2 separate regions of the Mus musculus genome follow, and region 2 is linked to region 1. Evidence: chromatin contacts called from ENCODE Hi-C data. All regions are on one chromosome and are shown on one strand. Each heading gives the region's core, a stretch centred on a gene start or an enhancer-like site at or near the end of the contact. The rest is flanking DNA. Distances are from core to core; before and after follow the strand shown.

Region 1 (2,700 bases), core at 92-2,591:
CAGTTTAAGATACAGGGCCCACCAGTAATTCAGTTCGAATGAGAATTAAAGACCCAGTCAATGCTAGCAGCAGAGTAGTTAGCCAGGGGACCAGGAGAACAGAGCCTGGTACCAGTTGTCTGAGTAATCTCAGTGTCTGTCTGTGTCTCTGTCTCTCCTCTCTCTCTGCGTTTTTTCCCAACCCAGCAACATTCTTTTACATTACTCTGGTCAATTAGCATAGAGACAACAATTTCCCCCCCAAAGCCATATTTTCCTTTAGCTCAGGAGATGTAAGTCTAAGCCTCCAATTTTGTATGACCATTTCTGCAAGGGAATCTACCTGTTGTTATAATACCTCTAGGTCCTGATCAACTTGTCTACTTAGTTTGCAAAGCAACAGAAGAGGCACATTCAGTCAAACCATTGGTGCGTGCCCACCAAGTAAGTCTCAGGGGCCCAGTAATATTGCTGTTGTCCAGATGAATTAACACAAAAGGCAGAATGACTGGCATCTCAATCAGGGGAATTGCCTAGGTTAACAGTTTTGGGATATTACAGTGGGCAAATTTTAGCCTATTGTAAGTTGTAAGTCCTCTGATGTTAATCTGGGCTGCCCCCAGTCACATCGAGCTTTGTCAGTCAGCGGGTTGATAGTCTGGCTCATTCTTATCTGTGTTGTGAAGGAGGTGGGAGTCTAAGCGCATCCAGCAATCCTGGCCTATTTCCTGCTGGGAATGATTAACTTGATCCCCAGTGTCCCTCCCTGTGACATAGAGTCTGATTCCCCAGGTCTTTCCTGTTTCCTAAATGCCAGAATTTTTTTTAAAGGAAAATTTCAGGAAGCCTCAGTTTTACAACCCCAATTTATGCAGTGGAAACTCCCTTGTTTCTGGCAACCTTGGGACAGAAGCAGGCACAGGGAATGCATAGAGTTGTAAATTCTGTCTTAAAAGATAAATTCCCATATCTTTTCCTTTTGCCAATACAACGAGACACTCAGAGTGGGCGTCAGTGAGCAGAGGTAGTGGTTGGAATATGGGCTGCTGATTTGTAGTCACACTAGACCTGGTTTCATCTTTCATCTTGTGACAGCCATGACTAATACTTTCTCTGTATCTGTCTTCCTCAGTTTCCAGTCCAGGCCTGAGGGCAGCAGGGGCCAGACTGTAACCCTGTGTTTATAGCTATAGTGCAAAACACACATTTCAGGAGAAAGTGGTGGGGCAGGGAGTAGAATGGCCCAGGGCCTCAGTGTAATCTTTATTTTCCATAGTCTAGAGACTGTCCATTTGGCCACATCTGAGCTCCCACTTTCTTGACCTGGGTGTGGTGGATCCACAATGTAATACCTTCACAGCCACAGGAGTGGGAGTCCCGCCAACTGCTGGTCTCTGAGCCTGGGAAGCAGTGAGACAGGCCTTCCAAAGAGAACTTCATAGGGGCTAAATCCCTCCCTATGTGGGATAAGGCAGACTATGTTAAAGCAAAGGAGGGAGGCCTAGCTTTAAAGGAGAGACTCTGTGGAGAGTTTTGTTAGAGTTTCTTTTAATGTCCTGTTTACTTTTTTAGGCCAGAATTCTGAGGTCTCTATGCACAATAAAGTTGTGCATATAGTTTTCAATATCTAAAACTTTAGCAATTAATTGAAAGATTAGGCTATGAAAGCCAGGCCATTATTGGATCCCATTGCTATAGGGAGGCCAAATCAGGGGACCAGTTCCTGGAGGAGATTTTTTTAGCTACTATTTGAGCAGTTTTAGTCTGGATAGGGTACACTTTTATCTACCCAGAAAAGTATCTATAAAAAGTAGCAAGTACTTGTATCCTCCCCTGGCAGGCCAGATCTCAATGAAGTCAGTTTTCCCAGAATTCAAGGAGGTGTTGCCCTGTCTTTCGGACTCCTTCCTGGGTAAGGACTCTCTGTTTTGGATTGACTTAAGCAAACACTTGGCATCTAACTGAGGCCACACTGCACTGGGTGTCCAGTCTAGGTATAACACGTGGCATCAAACTGAGACATCCTGCACTGGGTGTCCAGTCTAGGTATAACACACATGGTTTGAGCAGCTTAGAAATTTTGTGGACCCCAGATGAGTGATCTGGTGAAGGTTGCTTACCGGAACCTTGCCACTTGTTTCTGGGAGAATGGTTTCTTTCTCTGGTATCCTCTATCAACCTGAGGGTTTGAGGTGTCCATTTCTTCTTCACTGTGGAGTCTTGGACAGCACAGGGTTAGGGTATGCCATCAGAATGTTAGTAGGCTCCACTGGTCTTAAGGGCTATGTCTTAGTCAGGGTTTCCTATTCCTGCACAAACATCATGACCAAGAATCAGTTGGGGAGGAAAGGGTTTATTCGGCTTACACTTCCATACTGCTGTTCATCACCAAGGAAGTCAGGACTGGAGCTCAAGCAGGTCAGGAAGCAGAAGCTGATGCAGAGGCCATGGAGGGATGTTCCTTACTGGCTTGCTTCCCCTGGCTTGCTCAGCCTGCTCTCTTATAGAACCAAGACTACCAGCCCAGAGATGGCCCCACCCACAAGGGGCCGTTCCCCCTTGTTCACTAATTGAGAAAATGCCTTACAGTTGGATCTCATGGAGGCATTTCCCCAACTAAAGCTCCTTTCTCTGTGATAACTCCAGCTGTGTCAAGTTGACACAAAACTAGCCAGTACAGGCTATATGTTTGGCAGTCAAGTTAGCAGTTGAGCAACAGAG
Region 2 (2,700 bases), core at 69-2,568, about 52 Mb before region 1:
TTCACACTCAGTGCCTCATCCCGAGGCAAAGGTCTCTGTTTCTCACGAAACGTCGCGGCTGCAAATTTCAGCACAGAACCTAGCCGGCTTACAGAAATATTTTTGGACAAAAAAATCTCACCTCCAAGTGGGTCTTCGGAGACGTGGGTGGTCACGCCAAACCCGGACGAGCCCCCAAATGAAAAACTCCGAGAGGAGCTCCTCACTCAGGCCTCAGGACAATAGCGGACACCCAAGAACTCACGACAGACCGAGCTTGTTGCAAACCACATGAGGCTTTATTTGGGGAAAGCCAGAGCTCTGGGGACGACTCATATCCCACGCAGGGGTAGAGGAGTCGTCCCCGAGAGAAAAGAGTTTCCAGTTTTTATAGGCCCTCGGGGGGAAAGGAGAAGGGGGAGATTAGGGGATTTCCAGATCTAAACAATATCTATTCTAAAATGATTGATTCCTCAAGAAATGGGTATGGGAGGGAAACAAGGAAAAAATCTAATGAAGGTACAGCAATGGGCACACACCTGGTCAGAACATTGGCAGGCACACAGGTTCGAGGAGTGGCCAAAGCATTGTGCACCTCTATTTTTCTAAATCAATGAAGCCAGTTCTACTAACAATAAAATCTATTTTACCAATTTCAGGGCTTCTATGACCTTTTACATTCTGCCAGAATCTTTCACTCAAACTTAGTAGACTGTGCTAGCCTCAAACTCATAGAAATCCACTTGTCTCTGAGGACCAATACCCGGGGGTTGTCTCCTGTTCTCCACGTAAGTGACATGGTATGTACACACTGTAGTAGGTACTAGCAATAGTACTGATTTAGAATTAGATTTTATTTACTTTTACTTTCTTGGATTTTTCTAGACAGGGTTTCTCTGAGTAAGCCTTGGCTGTCCTTGAACTCGTTCTGTAGACCACGATGGCCTCGAACTTGCAGAGATCCGCCGCCTCAGCTTCCCAAACTCTGGGATTAAACACTGGCCATTAGCCCGCCTAGAATTAAATTCTAAAATAGAACGTGAAGACTTGAGTCTTATGGTTTTGTTATGACATGCGCGTAACGAGAGTGACCAAGTTGAGAGCCTGTAAGGATTCGAGTTCTAACCGCCAAGCAATAAATGATGTGGCAGGGCATCGGTGGCGAGCCCCCAAATCGACTCAAAACGTCATTTTCCGGGGGACTCAGGGGCAGTCGGCGAGGTCGCAGAGCGACTTTAGGCGCGGTGGGGGTGGGGAAACAAACTGCCTGCCGAGTTAAACGTCAGAGGCCGTGGCCGGAGGGGCGGGACATCCGGTGGTGCCGGACTTCCGGCGGCCGCGGCGGAAACCCTCGCGGTGCAGTGCAGGCCGCGGTGTGCACGCGGATCTGCTCCGGAGTCCTGCAGCCCAGCCGCCGGCCGCAGTCTGGGTACCTGCGGAGCTTCTCTCTGCCGGTGCTGGGGTGCTGGGTGGACCCGCTGGCTTTCCAGGATGCGGGGCGTGGAACGTGGCCTCTGAGAACCCCAGGCGAGAGGAAGCCGTGCTGTAGGAGTCGTTAGGCACGGCGCTACCTGAAGCGGAAGCCGCGTTCACCCAGATCGTCTCCTGTGTCGCGCTTTAAAGTGTAAGTCGTCGGGGTCTGTCTCTCTGCCTAGGTGCTCCCCATGCTTTCGATCTCTCCGGGCATCGCCATGCCCGCGCACATAATTACCCCCTTCGCAGACTCACACACAGAACTTTACTATAAAATATTTTTAAAATTTGGTTGTTATAGTGAGTGTGGTGGGGCAGGACTCGGGAGGCAGAGGCAGGAGAATTGTCTGGAAGGGAATTTGCCAGCCGGCGCTAAAGAGTGGAGAACCTATACTTTTGTTTTTGTTTTTAATTTCTATGGTGGTGTGAAATTTCTTTCTACTAGTTACAAAGGCAAAAATCAACTATATTGTTTTTATATTTTTTTTTTAAGTAGGGTCTCATGGGCTGGAAGGCCTACAATAAGCCTTACCCAGGATGATAACTTTGTCAAACTCAGGTCCTGAGGATTCTAAGTTAAATAATAATTCTCAAAGTCTGATATCAGTTTTTATTTTTTGGTTGTTTTTGAATGGTTTTGCTGTTTTGCTTTTTGATACCGGTCTTACAGTATTCCTGGCTGTCATGGAACTCAATATGTAGACTAAGCTGGCCACGTTTAACTGGATAGGCACAGCCCTTATCCTAATGGAATATAGTCTTTAGTTTCTGGTGGGGAAAACAAGTATTATCATAGGCACAGGGTGCTCTGAAAAACTAATAGGATTGTTTGCTCTAAAGTGGGAAAAGAAGATGTGCAGCTGAAAAGGCAGGCAAGCAAAGGGTGATACTGCAAAAACCCGCTTAAACCACATGAGTGAACTTGGATCTCAACGGAACACATAGTTAGGACTATACTGCTGTGGAATGGAGTGCATCCGGGCATTTGCATGGAGCAGAGGACACGCACGGGTATACAGAGTCAGACAAGAAGCTAAAGATGGGTGGGATTTTTCAAGAATTTTCCTTCTCCCTCACATTTTACATAAGTTCTCAAACAAAGTGTTTTCGCTGTTTTGTGGAACATCTAGTTCTTTGAGATAAAACTATAGAACCTTTTATATATTTGTCCTGGCTTTGTATATTTTATTTTATAACGTCTGCTATAAAGTCTGAGCTGAGACATTTACTGTCTGTTTTAGTCAGCTG

What was found. A loop is a pair of places that touch in the nucleus more often than their neighbours do.
Region 2: a loop to region 1 is called in a map of T-helper 17 cell, with 119 times the contacts of the local background. The contact joins the promoter of Trmt10c here to the enhancer-like site in region 1. A Hi-C loop is called at or near these places in 3 of 37 maps with a recorded cell type or tissue (T-helper 1 cell, T-helper 17 cell and T-helper 2 cell).

What each region holds. Positions count from the first base shown.
Region 1 is chr16:4,366,114-4,368,813 of GRCm38, reverse strand. The region is part of intron 2 of Adcy9 (adenylate cyclase 9); the gene reads left to right. Among named protein-coding and RNA genes, the nearest start is that of Adcy9, 53 kb to the left of the region's middle. Within about 2 kb of position 1,341, at least 1 of the 3 ENCODE cell types and tissues checked has a DNase peak (open chromatin) inside an H3K27ac peak, as active enhancers do.
Region 2 is chr16:56,036,404-56,039,103 of GRCm38, reverse strand. It overlaps Trmt10c (tRNA methyltransferase 10C, mitochondrial RNase P subunit), which reads left to right and starts at 1,318. Exons shown (of 2, transcript NM_029092.4): 1 at 1,318-1,603.